2 separate regions of the Homo sapiens genome follow, and region 1 is linked to region 2. Evidence: read pairs that join two places in POLR2A ChIA-PET (ENCODE). Cell type or tissue: MCF 10A. All regions are shown on one strand. Links, peaks and the distances in the headings refer to the core of each region. The heading gives the core; the rest is flanking DNA. Region 1 has its middle 16 kb from the start of MAP3K20. Region 2 overlaps MAP3K20 (mitogen-activated protein kinase kinase kinase 20).

The links. Peaks named below come from ENCODE experiments on the same cell type or tissue, not always from the same donor. Only the 100,000 strongest peaks of a DNase experiment are listed, where the experiment ranks them.
Region 1: POLR2A ChIA-PET joins it to region 2 with 10 read pairs; 7 of 35 experiments call an interaction of 5 or more read pairs at or near these places.

The regions. Positions count from the first base shown.
Region 1 is chr2:173,055,879-173,064,229 of GRCh38, forward strand. No RefSeq gene overlaps it. Among named protein-coding and RNA genes, the nearest start is that of MAP3K20, 16 kb to the right of the region's middle. In MCF 10A, for the core only: no CTCF peak of the experiment used is centred there; DNase peaks (open chromatin) are centred at 4,513 and 7,153.
Region 2 is chr2:173,131,905-173,140,255 of GRCh38, forward strand. The region is part of intron 2 of MAP3K20 (mitogen-activated protein kinase kinase kinase 20); the gene reads left to right. Among named protein-coding and RNA genes, the nearest start is that of MAP3K20, 60 kb to the left of the region's middle. RefSeq lists an enhancer at 7,290-7,459. In MCF 10A, for the core only: no CTCF peak of the experiment used is centred there; a DNase peak (open chromatin) is centred at 3,007.

The sequences.
Region 1 (8,351 bases), core at 36-8,035, 76 kb before region 2:
TTCTGTGTACCACACTGCCCAGGACACTTGGTAAGGGCCATCCCTAATTCCTTAGTTACTTTATTATGAAGGCTTAAAGGTAGAGCAGAGGGAGCTGTGGAGAATGCAAGCATTCAAAAGCAGTAGTGGACCCAGACACCCATACAGACAAACATCATCCCTTCTCCTGACTAAGTCCACACTGGGCCACTTTTTAATTTTTTATTGTGGTAAAAGATATACAACATACAATTTACCACTTAAAGCCTTTTTGAGCAAATAATTCAGTGGCATTTAGTACATTCACCTTGTCGTACAGCCGTTGCTGCTATCTATCTCCAAAACTTTTTCAACATTCCAAACTGAAATTCTGTGCCCATCAAACATTAACTCCCCATTTTTCCTTTCCTCCAGCCCTTGGTAACCACTATTCTTTTATCTCTATGAATTTGCCTTTTTTGGGACTTCATATAGGTGGAATCATACAATATTTGTCCTTTGTGTCTGGGTTGTTTCACTCAGCTTAATGTTTTCAAGGTTCATCCAAATTGTAGCATGTACCAGAATTTCCTTCCTTTTTAAGGCTGAATAGAATTCCATTTTATGTCGATTCTACATTTTGTTTGTCCATTCACCTGTTCAAGTCCCAACTTCTCAATACTTTGGGGTATATACTAAGAAGTAGGATTGCTGAATCGTATAGCAATTCCGTTTAATTTTTTTAGGAACTGCCATACTGTCTTCTACAGTGGCTGTACCATTTAATGGGCTACATTGGACATAGCTCGTAATTACCTGCATCATCTCCGAAGCTGCCAATGTATGGCACAGCTGTTGAGAGAAGGAGTGGGCAGGGGACCCAGGGCTCAGTGTGTGGGTATCCAAGCAAGGAGCAGGGAGGCTTCATTTGCCAGTGTCCCATCTGTCAAGCCAGGGCAGCTCATGAGACAATCACAGCCCCAGAACCTCTGTCCATCCTTGCTGCCCTGTGGGTTGATGCACCACACTCCTGCTGCCTGTGGTCTTACACTGCAGGATGGGAGGAGTGAAGGGAATGTTTCTAACCCCCAGAGAATAAGGGCGTGGGAATGGGAAATGTGGTCGCTTTGCTCGGGCTCCTTTGCATGTGCTTTTCAGGCAGCTAGGGAAGGTCAAGGATGCTGCTACAGGAAGCCAGGATCTTTGTTCCTGGGACAATTCAACCTTGGAAGGATTGGGGCCAAAGCCCTGCTCTAAAGGGAAGTAAACACAAGGCACTATGGGCTCATGGGCTCTGACATTTCCCTCCAGATTTGAGGAAGAAAGAGAGCCTAGAGCCAGGGCATGTGAGAGCCGCCTGATTCCATCCCAGTCTTCTTCCTGCATCCTCCTCTGGGAGGGTTCTGACTCTTCCTAGCCAGAGAAAACTCAGGAAGAGTGGAATTCTACAATAGGAGGACCAGTACAAGAGAAACATGAGAGCAAAAGTTGGTGTAAACCTCTTCAGAACAGGTTTTTGCAGCACCTGAGACAAAAAGAGGACTGGAAAAGCTGCATCAGGTCTCCATCTATTTCCTTAGCCAGAGACAGGTGGCAAAAGTCTCCAGGTGATAACATCAAGGACCTGTCAGGAATGGAGGAGAATCGACGATTTCAGGAAGGAGTCCTGACACTTTAGGACAGAGGGACAGACTGATGATTCAGTCTCCCCAGCAGGGAGAAGCGCTTGAGGTAAGGAGACACAGAAGCTCTTGGGGAACGTGTTCTGCACTAGCCAAGCTGTGGTAACTTTAGAAGAATAAAGAAAGAGGTTGTTCAGTGATATCAGTGAGTTTATCAATTGCTGTGTGTATTCGGGTTATCCAGAGAAATAGAACCAATAGAATGAGCTTTAAGGGAGATTATAAAGGATTGGCTTACATGATTATGCAGACTGGCAAGTCCAAAATGCACCATGTGGACTGGCAGCCTGGAGACCCAGGAAAGCTGATGGTGCAGTTCCAGTTTGAAGGCCGGCAAGTGGAGACCCAGGAAGGCTGGTGGTGCAGATAAAGTCCAAAGGCAGAGTCTGCTGGAGCATTTTCTCTTGCTGATGGAGGCCAGTCATTTTGTTCTATTCAGGTGCCTTTAATGGATTAGATGAGACCCGTCTGCATTATGGAGAGCAGTCTGCTTTAGCCACAGCTCACCAATTTAAATGTTAATCTCATCTAAAAACACCCTCCAACTTGACAAAATTAGCCATCACACTGTATAATAAACCACTCCAAATTTTAGTGACTTAAAACCACAAGCTTTCAATCAACAACCATGAACCATGAGTTGATGGGTTAACTGGACAGTTCTGCCATCTGAGCCAGACTTAGCAGATCAGGGCTGGACTCAGGCATGCATTTGTGGTCAGCTGGTCTAGGATGGCCTCAGAAGGAATGACTTGTCTCTGTTCCATATAGTCTCTCACTCTCCAACCAGCTATCCTGGGTTTCATCACTTGTTGGCTGGGAAGTGTTCCCAGGAAGCAAGAGGACAAGCAAGAGCTCTGGAGGCCCAGGTCAGAACTGGTGCTCCAAGAAGACACTATGACTTCTGCAGCACTTTGCTGACCAAAGTGGTCAAGAGGATAGCCAAGAGTCAAAGAGTGGAGAAACAATTCTCTTTCTTGATGTCTGGCACAACCAAGTCATATCATCAAAGTTGTGAATATAAGGAGGGGAAAGCTGTTGCCATTTTCACAAACCATCTACTAGAGTGAGGGTAGCACATAAGGGGAGTGGCTGGAAGGTCCACTGTTCTTGTTTAGGGAGAGCTTTTCAGGCGTGGTGCAGCCAGCTGTTGAAAGTGCTTCTCCAGGGTGACTCTATTAGCTCTTGGGGAAGCAGCAGGACCAGCAGAAAGATAACCAGCTTGAAGATCAGGTAGACCTGGGTTTGACTCAATCAGGGCCACCTCCAGTATAGACAGCAACTTTGTGTGTATTAGGCAAGAGTCAACCCTTCTCTCCATTGGTACTGCCTCACAGAGAGCTCCTCCTCAACCAGGCTTCCTGTTGTGTGTGCCGTGGCCTACACTGTTGTAATGTGATAGCCCTCAGCTGTGAACTTTGGTATTTTATCTCTTTGAGCTTCATTTTCTACATCTGGCAATGGGAATGACAACGCCTGCCTCACAAAAGCTGGGGGGAGTCCTAAATGAGTGAAGGTGTAGAAAGTGTCTGGCATACTGAGTGCTTGGTGCTCAAGAAATATTAGTGCCTTTCCTGCCTCTCTGCTATAATGAGAGGCCACAGAAAGAGGTGCTTTAGAACATTGAAGGATGCCTGAGAGTTCAGCCAAACCAATTATGAAAGGATGAAAAAGGAGAGAAAGTTATATGGTGGCTTTAAGTCATTGAAATTGATTTGGGCTAGAGGGGCAGTTTACGAGTTCTGTCAGATGCCTGTCCTTTGTATTCCAAACTTGGGTTACACCAGTTTTGCAAAGTTTTTGCTGCAATAATTGTACCAAGATACCACATTTTTATATAGGCACAACTGAAAAGTTATTTGCAGCGGAATAGAAAACATTTCAAATTACTGAATAAAAGAAAGGAGAAGTGAAAATAGAATAAAAGACTCATGCTCCTTAACAACAGATAAAATGTTCATATATGAAAGAGTAGACTAGAAACTAAGCCAAAATATAACACAAGTCATACAGACATAGGTCATGCCAGAAATTAGATTTTAGCCTAACCTGGGTGTTCATTTACATGCTCAGTCTATCTCGCCTAGAAACAATTATGCATTGTTACGAGATGCCTCCTAAGAAAGTAGCTCTTCATTAGCAGTCCTAATCTTCCCCCACCTAATACTCAGAAGCCATTATAAAAATCCATTTATATTTCTGGCTTCAGAAATTAAATTGTAGGTATAAGCCAAAGTGTACATTAAATTAGGGATTATTGCTTGTGGCACTCTATGTGAGCCAGGTGATGCTGGGCCATTTTAATTAAGAATTTGTTTCCAATAACAACACAAGCAAATGAATAACATTAAATCAACACTGAAACAGTCGTGGGTGGAGGGGATTATGGGAATAACTGTGATACTCAGTTGTATTATAGGCTTATTGTGCAGAGTTCATTTATACATTAGAAAAAAACATCTTTGCAGCAACTGAAGAAAGTCTGTAGCACGGGGCATGGAAATCTTTTGAGCACGATGAGATGGTTGCTAGGAGAAAAATAGAGGAAGTCCTGTACTTGTTTTTTAAATTAGAAGAAAAGCAAGGTCACTAAGGAACACAGATTTTTAGTACAAAGTTTTCTGAATGTGGACTTTGGAAGAGAATTTTCTGGGCTATTTACTGGTTCAGTAATCAATGCTTTTTGTCTGCCAGTTCTTCTGGCATTTATTGAACACCCACTATGTGCCAGTTACATACAGAAAGCATTTTATTCTAAATACCTAAGAAATGAATAGTTTCACTATTTGCTGATGAGGAAACACTGAGAGAAATGAAATATCTTGCCCGAGGTCACACACTTAGATTATGAAAGAGGTTGGGATCTCAAACCAAGTACATCTGATTCCAAGGCATATGTTGTTAGCTATGAGGCTCGCTGTCTGCCTAGCTTCTCGTCCCCAAGAGGACTGCTTATTCAGGCTTTTGAAGCTGCAAAATAAAAATAACAGATAGGAGTTCAAGAACCAAAGCATGAGATTAATTTTGCCAAAATATAGTAAGTGAGGTTTTTAGGAAAGTGATTTGGAGTATTTTTTTCTAAACTTTTATCTTTAAAATAAAAGTGTGTATGTATGTATATGAATCCCTTCATAAATATCCCACAAATCATATGCCATATATCAGTTATGGGAAGACTTTACTCAGGAAATAACATTTCTTTGTATTCACCATAAGAGATTCACTCATATACAAGAAGTGGCTTCAGTTGTATTTGAAATGGTTTATCTCTTAAAATACGTATGATTGGCCCATATGTGTTTTCATATTATTCTCTGTAGTTTATTTCATTAGAAATTGACTCCACTGAAATCAAAGCGTTCTTGAACTCCGTGTATTTACTGAATATTATGAAGAAAACAGAGGCAAGGGGGTTTCATTATAGAACCCAAGAGTATTTCATTTTAACAAGTCCTCATTGGATATATCTTGTCTGGAGCTCTTTCTCCTCTGCTGCCAGTCACATGGTCTCCTTTTTCTATTCCCAATTCTCTCCACCCTCTTTAGTTTGCAGATCATTCTTGGGGACCCTAAGTCATGTTTTCTTTTTTATGCAGACCACTTTAATCTTCTCATAGCTTCTGACTCCAAACTTGAAAATCTCTACTTGGGCTAAGGATGAAGATATTGTTTGTACTGAGCAAACAGAAGACTCTCCTGTTACCAAGATCCCTTATCTTTAGAATGGTACTATCAAAGAAAAAAAACAGGAATAACAAAAACTGTTATGATATAAAATAGGTTAAATAGTCTTATTTAAAACCAAAACTGGGCCTGGTGCAGTGGCTGGTGCCTGTAATCCCAGCACTTTGGGAGGCTGAGGAGGAAAGGTTACTTAAGACCAGGACTTTGAGACCAGCCTGGGCAACATAGGGAGACCCTATCTCTACAAAAAATTAAAAAATTAGCTGGCCTGGTGGCAAGCACCTATAGTCCTAGCTATTTGGGAGGTTGAAGTGGGAAGATTGCTTGAGCCCAGGAGTTTGAAGTTACAGCGAGCTATGACCTTGCCACTGCACTCTAGCCTGGGTGACAGAGTGAGACCCTGCCTGAAAAAAACAAACAAAATAAAAATAAGTATATATAAAAATAAAACCAAACTGGCAAAAGCTCCTTCTACCTCCTCAGGATGAATGTCATAATTCACATCAGGAGCAGTAAATATGTTTCCTTTTTAGGTTGGTGCAAAAGGAATTGTGGGTTTTGCCTTTGGAAGTAATGGCAAAACCCGCAATTACTTTTGCACCAACCTAATGCATTTCAGAGCCTGGTAGGAGAGAAAAAGAAAGGAAGACCGAAACTTCAAAGCCTCCTCTAGCTGTGCTGTATCCAAGCACACTTAGCAGAGGATCCATTCATGGAAATGGGAGCCTAATAAGTCACTGCCATTCCACCTGGAGACAAATTCACAGCATACACGTTAACATTACCCTTCCTTTCTCTTCATATCCTGTAAGTTGTGATAAGCTTAGGGGATAGTATTTTTTCCCAGCTACTTAAAAAAAAAATCCTTAGAGGCTGCATATATATATATATATATATATATGTGTGTGTGTGTGTGTGTGTGTGTGTGTGTGTGTGTGTGTAATTTATTTATTTTATTTTATTTTATTTTTTCTTTGAGACAGAGTTTTGCTCTTGTTGTCCAGGCTGGAGTGCAATGGCGCGATCTCAGCTCACCACAATCTCCGCCTCCCAGGTTCAAGCGATTCTCCTGCCTCAGCCTCCAGAGTAGCTGGGATTGCAGGTGTGCGCCACCAGGCCCAGCTAATTTTTATATATATATATGTAGAGACGGGGTTTCACCATGTTTCCCAGGCTGGTTTCGAACTCCTGACCTCAACTGATCCACCTGTCTCGGCTTCCCAAAATGTTGGGATTACAGGCATGAGCCACCACGCCCGGCCTGATTTTTATCTTCTTGATAACCAATCATTTCTTTAAACGCCTCTTGAGCATTGGCAAAAATTTGCATTTAAATACTCAGCAAGATACTCTTCCTGCCACTTTAAAAAATCACCTCCAATAGGCCGGTGCGTTGGCTCACGCCTGTAATCCCAGCACTTTCGGAGGCCGAGGCGGGCGGATCATGAGGTCAGGAGATCAAGACCATCCTGGCTAACACGGTGAAACCCCGTCTCTACTAAAAATACAAAAAATTAGCCGGGCGTGGGGGCGGGCGCCTGTAGTCCCAACTACTTGGGAGGCTGAGGCAGGAGAATGGTGTGAACCCAGGAGGCGGAGCTTGCAGTGAGCCGAGATGGCGCCATTGCACTCCAGCCTGGGCGACAGAGAAAGACTCTGTCTCAAAAAAAAAAAAAAAAAAAACACCTCCAATATAATCTCTCACATTTTTTCATTAGCCATATGGGTTATAACTTCACGAAATAAGACAGAAAAACTCCAAGGCATGCTGGCACTGACTCAACCACACAGGCTGAGCCAATTATGAATACATTACCCTACAATAAGCCTGCTGGTCAACTTGTCCCATCATGTACTAAAGATTCTCATTGAGTTTTCCTATTCAGGAAAGCACCCTATGGCTGAAAAATCTACTTCACAATAGTGGAGATAATCCATGCCAGCTAACTAAAATAAGCAACATAATTCTTCATTCTTACATGTAAACAATAACAATCACCAGAGATCTCTGAGAAAACTAGTACCATAAACATAAAAAAACAAAAATAAAGAGAAAAACTAACTCTGGAAAAAACAAATAATTCAGGTAATTGAATAGCAACAACAACAATAATAATAACAGCAAATATTCAGCATACGAAATGCAACTAATAATAACAATAATAATAGCTAGAATTACTGAACACCCAACTCTGGGCCAGGTCCTGTTTTTAAGTGCTGTTCATATGTAGACTTATTTAATCCAGACGAAAACCTGAGTACTATCCTCATTTTACAGATGAAGAAACTGAGGCTCAGAGAGGCTAATTAAAATCCCCAAAGTTACAGAGCTCATAAGCCGCAGACCCAGGCCTCTATCCAGCTCTATGTGAGTCCTATCATTTCAGATAGAACCATGTTCTTTTTTTTTTTTTTTTGAGACAGAGTTTTGCTCTTGTTGCCCAGGCTGGAGTGCAACGGCGCGATCTCGGCTCACAGCAACCTCCACCTCCCAGGTTCAAGCAATTCTCCTGCCTCAGCCTCCTGAGTAGCTGGGATTACAGGCATGCGCCACCACGCCTGGCTAATTTTTTTGTTTGTTTTTAGTAGAGACGGGGTTTCTCCATGTTGGTCAGGCTGGTCTCGAACTCCTGACCTCAGGTGATCCGCCCACCTTGGCCTCCCAAAGTGCTAGGATTACAGGCGTGAGCCACCGCGCCCGGCGATAGATCCATGTTCTTAGTCCCTATGCTACATCGTCTTCAGAGCCCTAATCTTTGAGTTTTAGACACTTGAAAGTCCTAATTAGCATTTATCCCAAGGGATTCATCAAGCTATCAAGTTCTCTTCTACTAAGACTACTGAAGGTCCACCCTGATTTGTCTATGAGTCTGGGGAAGGATGACAGCTTGAATTTGGTCTCCATCTATATACACATTTACAGATAAGGCGAGTGAGGAGATGAGGGGCCCAGGGCTTTAAGAATACCTATGAACTTTGTTCTGTAACAAGATGTCGACCTTGAAACTTGTAGTGTCCAGGTCCATC
Region 2 (8,351 bases), core at 174-8,173:
TGAGTGTCTGATTCTTTGATTTTCTAGAGACATTCCTAATTTCATCCCTAACTCTCCCCAGATAAATTCTCATCTCTTATCAAAAACAAGGTCCCTGGAATGGAAAGTCAGGGAACTCCCTGAGGAAATGAGTGTTTAGCTGTATTCTCAGTCATGTAGGTTTTGTTGATCATAGATATTTTTGAATTGATGCTTTCTTGTCCCCATCTCTCCTTCCCTTAATTCAAGTCATACTTATCACTCCTTTCAGCCTCTGGTTATTCCCCCTTTCTGATTCATCTGTCATATGGACCTCAAATTTAAAAAGAAGAAAAAACAGATCAGATCATGTCATTTCTGCACAAAAATGGAGAAACTTTTGTTGGTTCTCCATTACCTATAGAAAACTTCTAATCCTTAATATGGCATTTAGTCCCTTTACAAAAGTCACCCTCAACAAAGCTTTCGTCTTCTCCTCCGGCTGACTCCCCACCCCTTGCACCCCATGTAGGCTGTGTATCAGCTTTAAGAGAGGGAAGAATCCTCTCCGAATGAGCAGTGTGCTTTTTCGGACTCCAGCTGAAATGCATTTCTACCCCTTCCCTGCCCCTCAGGCGCTTCTTGTCATTAAAACACCCTTCCTTCAAAGCCCTAGCCCCTCCTTGCCTCCACCCAGGAGAGTTAAAGTTTTTCTCTGTTTTCCACCTCTGCCAAGCATTTGTCTTCAGTTGCTTTTTGTAAGCTTTTCCCCTCCCCTGTCAGATATGTAGTGTGGTGTTAAAGGGATGGGTTCAGTATAGTGTAGTGACTAGGAGTGCAGGCTCAGAAGTGGTTGTTGAATTTGAATCCATCTCAGCTGTACCACTTGTTAGCTTTGTGACCCAGGGCCCATTACACAACCACTAAATCTCTTTCTTCATCTGCAAAATGAAGTTAACCTTGGTAGCTTGTTAAGGGAATTAAAAGAGAACACACAAGAAGTGTTTAGCACAGTGCCTAGCACATAGTATTAAATAAATGTTAGAAATGTATCCTGAGCGTTTCTCTTTTCCACTTCCATGCCCTCAACAGTACTTTACATACAGTAGGTACTCAAAAGTATTTATTGATTTAAAAATGTGGCTCACTCCTACACAGTCCTTCAATGTTTCTCTACTTAAGTTGGTGATAGAGATATATAAAATTTAGGGAGTCATCTTTCTAAATAGTTTCCTAAATTTTACATATTTTAAAATGGGAAGTATGGTGAAGAATGTGTATTTTTATTTAATTCCAAAATTTTAGAAGATAGTTTAGTAGCAAAGCAATGTAAACATCTGAGTCCTTTACCTAAAGAAGCTTGTATCAGTGTTTTTATCCATGGTGATAAAAAGTGTATAAGATCTGAAAGCAGATTGGGTAACACGTAGAGACGATGCACAGTTTGGAAACTACAGTTTCCAAATTAACACTAAGTTCTTGGAAGAAGCTTTCTCACAATAACTGTAACTGAAAGGACCCAGTGAAATGAGAGTAGATGCCAGAGTTTGATTTAGAGAGTGAGAGTCATTCAGGGACTGTGGCATCTGTCATACATTAGAATTTTAAATACAACCATAAATTAAGAGATAGTTGAGAGCATACCTTCAGAGAGTTAAAGAGCATACCTTCAGAGAATATGAAGGTATGCTGTATAACATTATAGTATGTTTAAGTTGAACAGGAACTCACAAGACCAACCTTTCTAATTTTGGCTGTGCTTCAAAATGACGTGGTGGGCTTGTTAAAACACACATAGCCCACAACAAGGACTCTGATTCAGTAGTTCCAGGGTAGATCCGAGGCTCCTGTGTGTGTGTGCATTTTAAATTTTTTTCTTTTAAACATTCATGCGGGCGGATCACGAGGTCAGGAGATTGAGACCATCCTGGCTAACATGGTGAAACCCCATCTCTACTAAAAAAAAAAAATCCAAAAAATTAGCCGGGCATGGTGGTGGGCACCTGTAGTCCCAGCTACTTGGGAGGCTGAGGCAGAAGAATGGCGGGAACCCGGGAGGCGGAGCTTGCAGTGAGCCGAGATCACACCACTGCCCTCCAGCCTGGGTGACAGAGCGATATTCCATCTCAAAAAACAAAAAACAAAAAACAAAAACATTCATGCCTGATGTAGCAGGTCAGTGGACTGGGGTTTGAGAACCACTGATTGACCCTAACCAGAGATTCTCAGTATGGGATTATTTTCTACATCATCTGGTAATCTGCATATTTTAAATACCTCTGGTGGTAGGAATCTTATATTAAGACACCCTCCTTGTTTTCAATAGCTATCTTTTTTTTTTTTTTTGAGACAGAATCTCGCTCTGTCCTCCAGACTGGAGTGCCGTGGCGTGATTTTGGCTTACTGGCTTACTGCAACCTCCAACTCCCAGGTTCAAGCAGTTCTCCAGCTCACCCTCTCTAGTAGCTAGAACCACAGGCGCATGCCACCACTCCTGGCTAAATTGTGTGTGTGTGTGTGTGTCTCTATACATATATATATATATATATATATATATATATATATATTTTTTTTTTTTTTTTTTTGCAGAGACGGGGTTTCGCCATGTTGGCCAGGCTGATCTTAAACTCCTGACCTCAAGTAATCCGCCCGTTTTGTCCTCCTCCCAAAGTGCTGGGATTACAGGCGTGAGCCACTGCCCCCAGCCCATTACTGCTGACTTAGTTGGTCTTAGTTAGAGGTTGCTTTACTTTAACGCTGCCCATTGGTTTTAGTACTGTCCTCTGGAGCTACATACATTGGAACTGATACTTCCTCCATGTGGCAGCCTTCAGATATTTCCAGGCAGCTATGATGCTCTTTTTACTTTTATTTTATTTAGGCTACAGAGCCCTTTCCATCCTTATTATGCTTAATATATGCCAGAACTGTGCTGGAAGTTGGAGACCCACAGGGATCTTACAGTCAAACTGGGAGAAAGAAACTTGTGAATATCTTCAGAACAGAGGAAGTGGTTTAAAGTGTGGATTCGGGCGTCAGACCCATGTTGAAATCCCTAGCTCAGCCACGTGACTAGCTTAGTCCTCAGGCAAGTTCTTTAACATATTTGTGCCTTAGTCTCCTCATTTCTAAAGTGAGGATAACAGGACCTGCCTCAGGACAATGCTTGGCATATAGTAAGTGTTCGATACATTTTGGCTACAAAATATACTAGGGGTTATAATTCTGATAGAAGCAAAGAGGATGTATTACTAATTGGATGGCAAAGTTTATCTGGTCCTGAAATAAAAATATTGAAAAAAAGTTTCCGTATACAAATTAGGCGATTTGTAAACACTTTTACAAGTACATAAAGAGCATTTAATTCTTGTAGAGTTAAATAATTTTATTCAATGTCCTATTCAATACTTCCATTAATAATTTAGGTAGCATCTGATTCACTCTGAGTTCCTGTAACAGTCGGAAGAGTAATTGACATGTTAAAAGGTGCAATAAGAATAAGAACCTGAAAAGATTTCAACAGATTAGAGCAGTGGGTTAACAGACGGAAATGAAAGTCCTGCATGGAGACTCTGGAAAGCTAAGGATTGATAGAGGATGAGGAAGATGTGGCTTAACAGAAGGACATTTTATATTTGGGGCTTATTATGAGTTAAAATGTGATATATTTGCCAGAAAAGTTAATGTGATTTTCAAACTGTGATGGGAAGATTTTAGAATCCTGAATGAAGGAGATCATACCCTATTCTTCTGTGTTTAAAGTTTTAGATCTTTTCCTCCTTTGCTGTTTGGGAAATCAGCCAGCCTCTCTGGGACTAGGTTTCTGCACTTATAAAATGGGGATAATTTCTGCCCAGTTATATTTCTCTGAATTGTAAATGTCAAATATAATGAATGCAGGAGATATCATTATCACTCTAGACAATTTTATCACATTTTTTCATATGCTTCAAAACCCTTTTCCTTGATATGAGTGACAACTTAGTATCACCAGTTTTTATTAACCATGTATAATTTTAATTAACTGAATTTAAATTAACTAAAATCTTAGGGATTGTAGCATATAGATTATTAGACTTGCTTTAAACACTCAGTAGAAATGTGAGCATCTAAGTGGTTGGTAAATAGTGAATTATTTTTCACTGCTTTTTAGTTTAGATATTCATTGACAAACCTGTGTGCTACACTGACCAAGGTGTTGTAGAATAAGTTGTACTGAATACCTTAACAACATCAATGCTAAAATTAGCTGTAACAAAAGCAGCATGTGCCACCTTGTTGAATAGCCTGTGTTCCACTTTTAGGGAAAAAGGATACCCCAGGAATATAGGGAAAGAATAGAGTGGCAGTTTCTTTTTACAGCATTTGCTGATGGCACGGAGGAATGTGATTTTTGGGGTGTGGGGCTCCTTTTTCCTGTTCGTTCATGTTTCTTTCCCTCTTTTTGACTTAGTCACTGTCATAACAGAAAATGCATAATATGGAGATCAAGAGCCTGCAGATTACAACTCTAATTATGTTTTAAACCCAAACATGAAAATTAGAATTCTTTTACACACAATCTGACAGTTTTCCATCAGCTTTAAATTGGCATTTTGGATTGTGTTCTCTGCAGTGCCTGAAGAGCCTCGACAGAGAAGGAAAGAAGCAGAGGGTGAGAAAGAAAGGAAGATTCTAAATGACAATCTTTTGAATAGTGCAAGTTCAATCCCTAAAACAAAAAGCAAGATCTTTTTTCCCCTAAATAATGTGCTCTCCGGCTTCACCTCTCATCCTGAGGAACATGAAAGAGAACGTAAAAGAGGTGACCCAAATCACAGAGTGCCTTTGATAGGAGAAATTCAGCTGTTTTGAACACTCACAATCAAAGGAAGTGGTTTCCCTAATTACATGAACTATGTGAAATCTCTCAGAATAGCTCTTCCACCCCAGGATTCCTTGCACTTTAGAAGTTTGCATAAAAGCTCACATAGAGAATCAGATGCAAAGTGTTTGATTCAGATTTTATTAGGCAGAAGAGTGCCCACATCCATCCTGCAGTTTGCCAGCTGCTTAGGTTAGGACCACTATACCTGGTTTTGATGTGGTTGTCTTTCAAACCTGCAACATTAAGATCTTTGTTCTATCCTTTTCTTGCAAGAAGCACCACTTTTTAGGGAGAGTAGCGATGAAAATTTTTGGAAGATTGGTCTTCTCAATTTCTCTCCTGACCTAAAAAGGATTGATGGCTGTGTTTGTGAACTTTACGTGGGAAAACATGCTTTCCTGTGTGTTTGTAGCTGGCGAGTGTTAAAGCGTTAGATTTGATTAAGCTCTTTAATCTGTTTAAAAATGGTTAAATGTCACAATGACTTACCTTAAAATTTATATATGCAAAATTCCCCATTTACTGTCAGGATCTAGACTAGGAATCTGCCAAAACACCTGGACTAAAGAATAATAGTGATTATGGCTTATTAGATCTTTTGTGCCTTGGTAGTCACCTTGTTACTGAGAGATACGGTGTAGTGTAGATGTGTACAGAAGAGAATTATAAATACCCTATGTTCTCTGTTTGGGAAGGCAAGTATAAGTATGAATGCAGAAGACAGAAGCATCCATTTTAATTTAAATGTCAGCTTGAGAAGATTTTTTTTTTTCTGGTTGAGTAATTTTAAAGTAAGAGAAATTGTCTAGTATGTAATTACATATGAGTAAGAAGTGTGCATGTTTTATTTTGTCTCTTTTCTCTCCCTCTCTTTTTTTCCTTTTTCCTGTGAATAGGTATGTTGCTCTTATTGTAGTTTATAAAATATTCTTTTGAGAATCTGTGTGTCCCAAAAAAGAAAAGGGAATCTATGAGCAGAAATGGAAGGAAATTTTATTTTTACAGTTTTTAAAGTACTGGCTTTAATTGTAACCCACATAAAATTTCCTAATACTAGTGCTGTTGACACGTGGGCATCAACATTTAAGTAACAGAAAGTAAAAGTGATCCTCAACCATACAAGCCACAAAAATCTACTTGAACAATTACCTAGCAATTTCTTTCTACTTTAACCATCCTCATTTATTCCAGGTAAGTAGCTTATTTGAAAAGACACGTAGATTAATAAATATTTGTGATTTTTTGTTCTTTTTTGAGACAGGATCTTGCTGTGTCGCCTAGACTGGAGTGTGCAGTGGCGTGATCTCGGCTCACTGCAACCTCCGCCTCACAGGTTCAAGCAATTCTCCTGCCTCAGCTTCCCAAGTAGCTGGGACTACAGGCGCCCGCCACCCAACCCAGCTAATTTTTTTTGTATTTTCAGTAGAGACGGGGTTTCATTATGTTAGCCAAAGTGATCTTGAATTCCTGACCTCGTGTTTCGCCCGCCTCGGCCTCCCAAAGTGCTGGGATTATAGGCGTGAGCTACCGTGCCTGGCAAATACTTGTGATTTTAAAGGGATGTTTAAAATCTGAAAGTGTCCATGATTATGAAATATGCACTTTTTCTATTTTGTGTGTTTTGAACTCCTAATTATGGATGTGTTAAGGTTTGGATATTTTGTACACAGTCATAGCATTGTAATATGGGGAAGATTTGAAAGATGATGAAGGATTGACACTGTAGTGTAGGTTTTTTGCTTAACAGGTGGGTTTTCACATAATTGTGAAAAGTTCTGTTCTCTTAGAAATCGAATACAATACACAAACTGAAATTTTAATAGCTATTTTAGTCCAACAGCCCCAAGCCCTCATTTTAACAATCAGTAATTTGAAGTTCAGATAGGTGATGTTCAGTAGCAACAGATTCAGTCCAAGGGCCCAGGTCTTTGGTTTGCTGGTTTGGAGCTCTTACACCCTGTTAGGTTCCCTCTGTGTCTGTTGCTTTTTAAATGATACTCAACTGCCTACTGGATGCTTGTGACAAGAGAGAAGGTTTGATATTCCTGAATGATAGCCACTTATTTGATAACACTTTAACATTAGCACCAAAAGGTCATTTTGTTTTCCTTCTTCATCTGGTACTTCTATCAGCTAGGGCCATAGTACCACATGAATTGCTGTTCTAGATCAAGATTGTAGCTAAGTCATTTCAGACACTGCGAATTCTGTATCTGTTTTTAAAAGTCCACAGGCTGTCTGGAAGTGGGTTCAATCATACTCACCATTCAGAAGTTCTGCTTAATGGCTGGCTTAAGTAACTTTTGTTAACGTTTGAACTTGGTATCCTCAAATGATAGTATATAATATTACTCAGTGCTTTGCCATTTGTAAAGCACTGTTACTTACATTATTTCCTTGCAAATGATGAAGCAAGTGTGTATGATTCCCAGAAGCACACTGGAGAAGTACAGTGCTTAATCTGAGGTTTTTCTGGCTTTGGACCCAGTGTGTGCTCTACTCATAATAGAATCTCAGCTTTGGAAAGGACTTTAATTGACCATATTTCCGATGCCTTAATGTCCTCCGAAACATTACTGCCACAAATGGGCATTTACCTCCTGTTTGAATTCTGATTGCTTATGAAGGAGAACTCAGTAGCCTCCTGGGCCAGTCCCTTTTATCTTTGGGAAACTGACTATTAGAAAGTTCTTCTCTGAGTTATTCTGAGTCTATACCATATGCTGTCTAACAGTGCTTGTTTGGACCAAGGATAAAAGGATCAATGTAATGCTGTAATATGATTTTAAAAACAACATTAAAATTATACTCTTCAGAAAACTCTTACAAAATGACATTTATTAGGTGCCTACTTTCCCCCTGATTGTTATCTTACTTATAAGTAAAATAACTTCATTTATTTTAGCTTTTTAGTTTTCTGTGAATTTTTAAGTTCTTTTTCTTGCTTGGTGGAATCTCTTCCAAAAATAAAAAATGACCAGTGCTTACTTAAGTAAAGGAACCAATATGGATATAGTTAGTAAACGAAAAGTAGATTCCTAAATATTTTATTTTACACACTCAGTATCATGTTTCTTTTTAAAGTTTCTATTCATAGCCATTTGTTTACTGTGACCCTGCTATACTTACACCCACATATTTCCATGTTATATTTACTTCCTAGATTTTAAATTTTTATGTTAAAAAAGTAATACATGTTCAGTGTAAAACAAGAAATTTCAGCAGTATGCAAAGTAAAAAAGCAGTTTTCCTTCCCTGCAATCCTATACTTAATTTTATTTATTTATTTATTTATTTATTAGATGGAGTTTCACTCTTGTTGCCCAGGCAGGAGTGCAATGGCGCAATCTCAGCTCACTGCAACCTCCGCCTCCCGGGTTCAAGCGATTCCCCTGCCTCAGCCTCCCGAGTAGCTGGAATTACAGGCGCGTGCCACCATGCCTAGCTAATTTTTGTATTTTTAGTAGAGATGGGATTTTGCCATGTTGGCCAGGCTGGTCTCAAACTCATGACCTCGTGATCCACC